2 separate regions of the Homo sapiens genome follow, and region 1 is linked to region 2. A link is a loop called in an ENCODE intact Hi-C map of the cell type or tissue named here. Cell type or tissue: transverse colon. All regions are shown on one strand. Each heading gives the region's core, and the rest is flanking DNA. Links, peaks and the distances in the headings are about the cores only. Region 1 has its middle 32 kb from the start of CCR2. Region 2 has its middle 6.0 kb from the start of LINC02009.

What was found. Peaks named below come from ENCODE experiments on the same cell type or tissue, not always from the same donor. Only the 100,000 strongest peaks of a DNase experiment are listed, where the experiment ranks them.
Region 1: a loop joins it to region 2, with 6 times the contacts of the local background. A loop is called at or near these places in 1 of 110 quality-filtered maps.

What each region holds. Positions count from the first base shown.
Region 1 is chr3:46,319,600-46,324,984 of GRCh38, reverse strand. No RefSeq gene overlaps it. Among named protein-coding and RNA genes, the nearest start is that of CCR2, 32 kb to the left of the region's middle. In transverse colon, for the core only: no CTCF peak of the experiment used is centred there; no DNase peak of the experiment used is centred there.
Region 2 is chr3:46,426,997-46,432,381 of GRCh38, reverse strand. No RefSeq gene overlaps it. Among named protein-coding and RNA genes, the nearest start is that of LINC02009, 6.0 kb to the right of the region's middle. In transverse colon, for the core only: no CTCF peak of the experiment used is centred there; DNase peaks (open chromatin) are centred at 2,491 and 3,057; H3K27ac peaks cover 2,575 bases.

The sequences.
Region 1 (5,385 bases), core at 95-5,094, 110 kb after region 2:
CAAGACTCTTCAGAGTATCCCCACCAGCAAGAAGGCACTTGTCAATTGCAGCCCTCAACTTTTGACTTCTCAGTTTCCCTAACTGCAAGACATAAATTCCTTTTCTTTATAAAGCACCCAGTTTCAGATATTCTGTTATAAGCAACAGAAAGTAAATGAAAACAGTACCTATTACCCATCAGAAACCACATTCCTACCTGCCATTGTCTTCTTCCAAACCTGGGCTCAACAGGCATGTGGTTTAGCCCTGCTTACCACCTTAATTTTCTATTCCACTTCTGGTTCCTTAAGGTATTGTTTTAGAGCCTGAATTTGTCTTTTTGGAGAAAATTTGTCTTTTGGAGCTCAGAAGATGGCTCAATGACTTTATTCTCTGTTGTGCTATTTCTGATTTCTGGTGTGCAGTGGTTAATATATATCTATATCTTCACAGCACCAAGGGCACAACAAAGGTTGAAGTTACTGAGTCATCTTGACCAGAAATCAATGTGTTCAAAGAACTAAAAGAAGGTCAGTGTTCCCAGAGCAGAATTAGCTGGGGGGAATGTAGTGTGAAGGTGTGTGGAGCTGGAAAAGACCAGACCACATAATGCCTTGTTTAAAAGAATTTAAATGTAAGGTAAGCTCATAAAGGCTTTTGAGGAGGAGCATGCAGAAGGGAATCAAGAAACTCTGTCTCCCAGAATCCTTCTCCTTGTATATATTTTATTTGACTTCCCCTTTCTGTATTAGGGATCACCAAAGAGAAAAATTTGCCTATGATTCAGAAGGCAGACGGGAAGAAAGGCCATTATTCTCAGAAGATTGTGGCAGCTAGACACAAGGGAATTTAGCCTTCTCTCTCAGGTCTTGCTTCACTGTCAATAGAACCCGGAGTTTTATTGTTCATAAAGTATTATCTCAGGGCCTCATTTCATTACCTGGGGCTCTGTGGGATGTGAGACTACCTAGGAGATTTTTATTATATTTTTACCATCTTTTCCTCTCTGATTCATTAACTTGGCCAATCAAAATCAGGTGGATGAGTGTGGATGAGTTTACAGAGATAAATCAGTCATGTGTAATGACTAGCCCTTGGAATATTTCATTAAATTATCCTCTATAGCTTCACATTGACCATAATAAGATGTTTGTCCTTAAGAGGATGACAAATGTGTAAAGCTGGAGAAATTTTAATACAAAACAACGTAAGATAATAGCCACAAACGCAGACATCTGTGCTTTGGAGAGCTGAGAGGAGGGAAAACCTCTCGATGGGGATTTCATGAAAGGCTTCATGAAGGAAAGGGCATTTGAGATGAGCCCTGTAGGATTTTTAAATCTACAGAGATGGCGAAGGAGGACATCGCAGGTAGAAGAAATGGAAATGCATGAACAAAGACATGGAGAAAGAAAGTGGAAAGCATGAAGTATGTGGTGGAGGCATGTCACTTAGGACAGGCTAAAACGTTAGACTGGTCCATGAAGGTCATGGAAGACCTTGAATCATAAGTTTAGGAGTTTTAGGCAATGAGGAGGAACAGAAGATTTTTAATTCTAACCCTGCCTTAAGAAATTGGTGCTTTGGTAAGGCAAATCTGGTGGAGATAAGAAGTCTAGATTAAAGCCAAAGAAACCAACTGGGCGGATGAGTTAGGAGGCGGTTATGTGTTACCTGGTTTGAGCTAACTGGAGAGAAGGCAGTGGCAGAGGAAGAAAGGATAAATGTAGATTAAAAGCTAAAAGGGAAACGAATGGGACTGTGTGTATGCTATGGATTAGGAATATCAGTGAAGATATTGGAGTCAGAATTTCAGTTCGTATTCATTTGCCACATATGCCTGATTAGCCTTGCAAATTAGGGTGTCCAGAGCTTCACCACTCAAAGGGTTGTCCACACACTGGTGGCATCAGCATCACTTGGGACCTTATTAGAAATGCACTTTCATGGGTCCCCACCCCAGCCTACAGAATCAGAAACTCTTGGGGTGGGACAATCTGTGTTTTAACAAGCTTTCCAGGTGATTCCAATGCACACCAAGATTTGAAAACCATTGGTCTAAAGAGAAGGGGTTTTCTTAGTAGAAAGTATTAGATGTACAGTCAAGAGCACTGGGTAGGAGTCAGTGCTGCCCCTCTGTGATCTGGATGACCAAGTAGAACCCACAAAGCCTCCCTGGGCAGGCAAGCCCAGAAGCCAGACAGCCTACATTCTAAGCACAGCTATGCCGAGCTTACCTGGTGGTCCTGGGAGGGCAACTTGTTCTCTCTGAGACTCAGCTTCTACCTGACAGGATTGTATATAAGGACGTAGAAGATGGGAGTTCTTAGTATTATTATTTCCTCATCAATTACACAATTGACCTAGCACTCCATGCTTCTAAGAATGATCTGAAAGGACACTCTAGTTGTCACCATTTTATCGAGAAGTGACGTGCCTTGGGGAAGCTATGCTGGTTTATAAGGCAGAAGACTCAATTGCAGTTTTGATCCTGCCCTCTCTGGACCTGCCACCCCAACAATCATTTACTCTCTTTTGAACCTATCTTTGAACCCATAAAACAGGTGTTTCAATATCTGACTTTCTAGCCTCACAGAGATTTTGAGAAGACTACCCTCAAATTTAACAAGAGCATAAAGCTCTTTTGTAAATTGTGAAATACATGTTAGTTATTATTCATGCTATTATAATGAAGAAAAGGAATATTATTTCTTTGATCAGTGGATCTCAAACCTTAGTGCACCAGAATTCCCTGGTGGGCTTGTTAGGACTGGCCTGCATTTCCAGAGTTTCTGATTGCATAGATCTGGGGTGGGGCTGAGGAGGGGCACTTCTGATGAGTTTCCAGGTAATGTTGCTGCTGATTGGGTACTTTCTCTGAGACCCACAGACTGAGATGTAAACCTGGTACTGAGGAAAGCTCAAGGAGAGTTGCTAATCCAATGTAATAAATACATCATGTTGATATGGGGGGTCCAGAAAAAAAGAGCCCTGGAGAGATGTCAGAAAATGACTTTGTAGCTTTGTCTCTGATCCTATTAGCTCGGTGACCCTGGGGGAGCTCCAGAGGTCTCTTATCCTGTGTTCCTCTCTAAGATGGGAGGGATGAACACAGACAATTTTAAGAAAAACCCTTTCAGATCTAACACACCTTTAGTCAAGAAATTACCCAGCTCTCTAGTTCAAGTTGTCTGAATTCTCAACCAGAAGAATGCAGAGATCTATTTTTCTCAAAACTTTCCCATTGACTATTTTTCCCCTTTTTTGATGGAGTAGTAAGGGAAGAGGGGGCAGTTCTGGATTTTCTCTGTAAGACAATTTAATTTCCATTCCTCTTTTCTTTGTAACTAGAATTTTACCTTCCTCTTTTGGTTTCTTACTTCTGAGTCTTGCCTTCTCTGAAATGTTTCAGTTCCCTCTCATGTATTTTTAGACCAACTTTCTATCTTTCAACAGATGTGGCAAGCATACTTTTTGCCTAGCTCTTTAGGGGACAGGACCCCAGAAGAAGACCCCCTTCTGGGAATAGACATGAGAAGGGTCCCCAAACTCCATCCTTTCAAGGCTTCTGGTTTTAAGTGCTGGTTTTGGGTTAATCTTATAAACGAGGATGGAATCTTCTTGTGAAGTCGTTAATTGGAGTAAAGGAAAAACCATTTCATTCCGTAATGTTCAGTCAATTTTGATTAAGATTTTTGGCCTCTTCTGGGACCTTGCTTTATTTTTCATTCTTTCCTTTGCCATTTTTTTTTTCTTTTGAGACGGAGTCTCTCTCTGTCGCCCAGGCTGGAGTGCAGTGGCGTGATCTCGGCTCACTGCAAGCTCCACCTTCCAGGTTCACACCATTCTCCTGCCTCAGCCTCCCGAGTAGCTGGGACTACAGGTGTCCACCACCACGCCCAGCGAGTTTTTTGTATTTTTAGTAGAGATAGGGTTTCACTGTTTTAGCCAGGATGGTCTCGATCTCCTGACCTCATGATCTGCCCGCCTCGGCCTCCCAAAGTGCTGGGATTACAGGCGTGAGCCACCACGCCCGGCCTCCTTTGCCATTTTTTAACACCTATACAAAACTAAAAGTATATTCAGCACACTCAATATATTATACCTGCCAGATACTTCTTATCCTCTATCTTTTCATTCTAATCTCTCAGAATTGCTGCCAACTAAGTTAATAAAATGGTCTCTTGCTTAGAAAACTTCTGAAGTTCTTTAACCTTGAGAACATATTACAAAGTCTTTCAGGCCGTGAAAGACTGAAAGCTTTGGCTCTAAGATTGGAACAAGACAAGGATGTCTACTTTCACCACTTCTATTCAACATGGTAGTGGAAGTCTTAGCCAGAACAATTAGGCAAGAAAAAGACATAAAAGGCATTGCAACGGGAAGGGGTGGAGTAAAATTATCTCTGTTTGTAGGTGACATGATCTTTTATGTAGAAAACCCTAATGATTCATAGAATAAGTCTGTTAGAACTAACATGAATTTGTTAAAGCTGCAGGATACAAAATCAACACACAAAAAATGAGTTGCATTTTTATGTACTAACAATGCACAATCCCCGCTACCACCAAATTAAGAAAACGATTCAATGTGCAATAGCATCAAAAAGTAGAAAATACTTAGAAGTATACCTAACCAGGTAGCAAAAACTTATACACTGAAAACTACAAAAGTAGCTCAAAGAAACAGAAAAAATAAATAAAAATAGCCTAGTTCATTGATTGGAAGATTTAATGTTGTTAAATGTCAATACTACCCAAAACAATCTACAGATTTAATGCAATCTGTTTAAAAATTTCAATGATTTTTTTTTTTTTTTTTTTTTTTTTTGCAGAAATAGAAAAATCCATCCTGAAATTCATATGGACTATCAAGGGACCTTGAATAATCAAAACAACCTTGAAAATGAACAAAGCTGGAGGTCTTACGATTCCTGACTTCAAAACTTACTACAAAGTTATGATGAGCAAAATGGTGGTACTAGAATAAAGAAAGACATAGGGACCAATAGAATAGAATAGAATAGAATAGAATAGAATAGAATAGAATAGAATAGAATAGAATAGAATAGAATAGAATAGAGAGCCCAGAAATAAACCCTCACATATATGGTCAAATTATGTTTTACAAGGGTGCCAAGACCATTCGATAGGAAAAGGACAGTCTTTTCAATGAATGGTGGTGGGGAAATTGGATATCCACATACAAAAAGTAAAATAAAATAAAAATTGGATTCTTATTTTATACGATGTACAAAAATTAACTCAAAATAGTCAAATACCTAAATACAAGAGCTGTAACTACAAAACTCTTAGAAGGAAGCATGGGAAAAAGCTTTATGACATTGGATTTGGCAACAGTTTCTTGGATAGGACACCAAAAGCACAGGCAACAAAAGAAACAAA
Region 2 (5,385 bases), core at 270-5,269:
GTTTTTATTAAGGATTTCAAAAGGGGAGGGGGTGTAAGAACAGGGAGTAGGTCACAAAGATCACATGCTTCAAAGGGCAAAAAGGAGAACAAAGATCACATGCTCCTGAGGAAACAGGACAGGAGAAAAATCATAAACTCCTGATAAGGGTCTATGTTCAGTGGTGCACGTATTGTCTTGATAAACATCTTAACAGAAAACAGGGTTTGAGAGCAGAAAACTGGTCTGACCAAAAATTTACTACAGCAGAGTTTTTCCCCACTCTAGTAAGCCTGAGGGTTCTGCAGGAGACCAGGGCGTATCTCAGTCCTTATCTCAACTGCACAAGACAGACATTCCCAGAGCGGCCATTTATAGACCTCCCCTCAGGAATGCATTCTTTTCCGAGGGTATTAATATTAATATTCCTTGCTAGGAAAAGAATTTAGCGATATGTTTCCTACTTGCACATCCATTTATAGGCTCTCTGCAAAAAGAAAAATATGGCTCTTTTTGCCCGACCCTGCAGGCAGTCAGACCTTATGGTTGTCTTCCCTTGTTCCATAAAAATCACCGTTATTCTGTTCTTTTTCAAGGTGCACTGATTTCATATTGTTCAAACACACGTTTTACAATCAATTTGTACAGTTAACACAATTATAACAGTGGTCCTGAGGTGATGCACATCCTCAGCTTACGAAGGTAACAGGATTAAGAGATTAAAGACAGGCATAAGAAATTGTAAAAGTATTATTTGAGAACTGATAAATATCCGTATTAAGATGAAATCTTCACAATTTACGTTCCTCTGCTGTGGCTCCAGCTGGTCCCTCTCTTCGGGGTCCCTGACTTCCCATAACACCACTTCAGTTTGTAACTCAGTGTTAATTTTATTCTGAAGTAGCCATGCTTGGTCGGCTGTGTGTGTCCAGTTCTCCATGTACTGAGCTGTTTGAATAGAATTATGCAAAGCTACAGAGGACATCACAACAGAAGTTATTAGTGCGACCAAGGAAACAATAGCTAAAATTATTATGTCTAAGGCTCTACAGACATGATGAGTAAGCTCAGTTAGAAGAAGTTTCACAAAATGCAAAGCAGGTGTGGCAGCCCAAGCCTCGGACAGATTAACAGGAATACATAGCCCAGGGATGTGGCCTAAAATCATCAAAGTAGAGATATTATGTGTTTGCAATGTGCTATGATTAATGCAGTGATATAATTGGTAAGATTTACAGGTCAATTGGGTATTGTTTACCTGGAGCTGGTCCTTCTTAGCTGTCAAAAAGACATAAGGATACACCATGGAATACTATGCAGCCATAAAAAAGGATGAGTTCATGTCCTTTGCAGGGACATGGATGAAGCTGGAAACCATCATTCTCAGCAAACTAATACAGGAACAGAAAATAAAACACTGCATGTTCTCATTCATAGGTGGAAATTGAACAATGAGAACACTTGGACACAGGGCAGGGAACATCACATACCAGGGCCTGTTGGGAGGCGGTGCTGGGGGAGGGAGAGCATTAGGAGAAATACCTAATGTAAATGATGAGTTGATGGGTGCAGCAAACCAACATGGCACATGTATACCTATGTAACAAACCTGCAAGTTGTGCACATGTACCCTAGAACTTAAAGTGTATATCTATCTATATCTATAACTATATCTATATCTATATCCATATCTATATCTATATCTATAAACACAAACTGTAAGTTGAGTAGTGATATTCTTTACAAATATAACATTAGAACTGTGTTGTGACTCCAGTTGGCCTTCTCTCCGTCTTTGCACTCAGGCTCAGCTGGCTCATGGCTCGTACCGGGGGGACCCTGTCCATGGTTGGCCACCCTGGGTTCCTCTAGTCTCCCGTTCCATGGTTGCACACACCTTGAGGGCACCCACACGGCTTGTCCATCTCCTGTAAAAACACAAGCATACTCTCTTCCCCACGTCAGTAAATCCACCAGACCTTTCCATTTTCCTTCTTCCAGGGATTTCCATAACACTTTTGGATAAATTTTCCTCTTTTCTTCTAACACTTGCCAATGTCTTTCTGCTGGAGTCTTACCATCCATACCAGGAGTCAAAAAATTTAAAGTAAATAAGGCTAAATGTAGTTTTTATTGAGGTGGTAGTTGGCCTCCTATACCCGCTTTTTGTCTTTTCAACATGCATTGTAATGTTTGATGTGCCTGCTCTATAATGCCTTGTCCTCTAGGATTATAAGGAATTCCTGTTTTATGGGTTATAGCCCAAAGCTGCAAGAAATTTTTAAAAGCATGACTAGTATAAGCGGGTCCATTGTCAGTTTTTAATTGTTTAGATATCCCCATATGAGCAAATGATGACAGACAGTGTCGCTGTACATGACCAGCTGTCTCACCTGTTTGGCATGTAGCAGGCAGCATATGAGAATAAGTGTCTATAGTCACATGAACATAGCTCAGCTTATCAAAGGTTGCTGTGTGTGTAACATCCATTTGCCAGATTTCATTTGGAGCCAAACCTCGTGGATTACATCCTTCTATAGGTGTGGCTCGAGGGATATACTGCATAATATAATACAAACCTGTAGGAACATGTGAGTAAGGGCGGAAGTATTTTGGTGCAGAAGCACATGAGATGGTTGAGCTTGCTGAAACACAGAGGCAATCAGTTTGTCTGTTTTCTCATTACTTAGAGATAGCGGCCCAGGAAGTTGTGTGTGAGAAGGAATATGAGAAATATGAAAAGGAGCTGCACTAGAACAAATAACTTGTTGAAGTCTTAAAAATAAATTAGCAGTTCTGGGTTTAGTGTACTTTTAATTGTAGCAGTTTCTATGTGACCGGCTACATTTACGACATAAACTGAACACAGACAATGTTGATAGGATCTGAAGCTGTGAGCTGTAAAACCTGAATGACTGCAATTAGCTCTGAGCATTGAGCCTAAACGCCAGAGGTCATTATTGTTTGAGTATGTTTTAGTCCATAGATAGCAGCACGACTTTTGGAAGAGCTTCTAATAGAGCTATGACACTCACTGCATGGCCCAAGGATCCATTCCTTGGAATCTGTGAGGCCAAGAACTCCAGGTCAGAGAACAAAAGGCTTGCCGCCATCTTGGGAGCTCTAAGAACAAAGACCTGCTGGTAACACTGACACATCAGCTCCCGTATCCATAAACCTATAAAATTTATTTCCTTTAATTTGTACTACACAGGTGGGTCTATTAGAGGCTATGGGTCGGGATAGATAGATTTCCCGTGTAGCTGTGCTCCCAAACCCTTTATTTCCTTGTTTCTCCTTTCATGGAGAAGGGTGTAATTTGCAGGGAATAAGTAATAATTGCACTATGTATTCTCTCGGTTCAAAAACCCGAAGATCTCGTGACAATAAAACTACTTGAATTTCTCCTTCATAATCAGAGTCAACAACTTCTGCGACTACAGTAATGCCTTCGCAAGTTAAGGTGGCTTTTGCCTAAAATTAGTCCCATATATCCTGCTGGTAAAGGTCCCCAAATGCCAGTGAGAATCTTGGTGGGTTTGTCTTCCCCACCTTATGTAACCCTTTCTCTGGCTGGGAGATCTAATCCTGCACTTCCTGGAGTTCCTCGGGTGAGGGACTCAATATGCCTCTGGGAACCCATGCCTGAAACAGGGTTGAGGTCTGAATTGGGAATGCCCTCATTGTTTGTGAGGCCCGGGTACAGGCCCCCATCTCATTTCCCAACAGGGGGGTGCCATTCTGATGAAATTTTGAGCAGCACTGATTAGCCGAGTTATTTCCTTTGTCATAGCGAGGACAAAGTCCTGGTGTTCTTTCCGCTGGGGGCCGGGGGGAAAAGCATTGTAAGATCCTTTCTGTCCTGAGATCTGGTGGCATTCCTTTTTAAAATGTCCAGTTTTTCCACAATTATAACATTTTCCCATTTTAGGGTTTGACCCTTGGCTCTTTTTAGATTTGTCAACAGCTAAATTAGCCATTGCTTCAGCTAACATTGCAGATCGATAAAGCTCAGTTGCTACATCTTAACAAGCTCTGAGAAAATTTCCCAAGTTTTTGTACACCTAACCGGTGCCAGTGCACATTTACAATCTGCATTTGCATTCTCAAAAGCTAGAGTAAAGGTTAGCATTTCTGCAGCCAAGGTATGAGGAATCTGATGCCTCACTGCCTCTTGTAATCTTGCAAGAAATTGTGCGTAGGGTTCCTGTGACCCTTGCATGATATGTAAAAATGATAGTACTGGGACTCCCTCTTCAGGAATTATGGCCCAGGCACATTTAGCAGCCTGTGTGCACTGCTGATAAGCAGCATTTGTGAGTGCTAGTTGATGTACCAGGTCAGAATAAGGGCCATTACCCAATAGCCTATCCTCTGTAATGTCTCCATTTCCAGCAGCATGGTTCTGTCTAGCCTGGTCTGCACCCTGTTCTTGCCAGTTTAAATTCCATGTCAGATATGCGCTAGCAGACAAGCAAGTTCATGCCAAGTGTTTCACATCAAAGGGTAAAAGACACATAGCACCAAACATAGATTCTAGCAATCCTAAAGTGAATGGGCTCTGTATGCCATTATTTACCACACTCACTTTTAATTCCTTTAACAACTTAAACTCTAGTGGAATGTGTTCATGATTAAGCTGCTGTGGATTATTTGGATCAGGCCTTACGGAAATAGGAAAAGTGCAAGGTCCTAAGGGCTCTCCAGCCGTGGTGGCAGAGCGTAAAATTCTTTGTATTGGGGTCTCTGTTTCTGCCACCGAAGGAGGCGGTACAGATGTTTCTGCAACTGGAGGGGGCGGTATAGGCCAATTTTTATCCTCCCTCTCCTATTACTTATTTTCAACTGGAGCTGTGGGTGGGACAACAGATTCTTTCAGTTTTTTACATTCAGCCTGCTGTCCCGCAGAATAACAAGGAGATAATGGCAGAAGTACAGTACGAACTAAACTCCAAGTGGAGAAAACTGAAGAATCAACTTGAAAACCTTTTTGATGAGCCTGTTTTCATCCTTCTGCTCTATCCCAATTTTCTACATCAAGAGTCCCTGCCTGTGGAAACCATGGGTTATGCATAATGACTTCCTGTAGCATCGTAGTTAATGTGAGAACTAACCTGAGCACCAGTTTGTTTCAACAAAACTTTAAGCAACTGCACATAATGTTTTTCTTCAACAGACCAATTCTGCCCCATGTTACCCTGATTCAGAAAACTTCCCATTCCCAGTACTACTTTAAGGCACTGCTCCCAGTAGCTCTTTAGGGCACTGACCTTATATCTGCTGCCGGCAGACTTGTCCCGGGATCCCCATTCACCTTGTCAATTTCAATTCCTCTGCTCCAGCAGATCTTCTTCATTCACATCCTCATAGTCCCTGTGTTCGGACGCCACTTGTAGAGCACCTGAT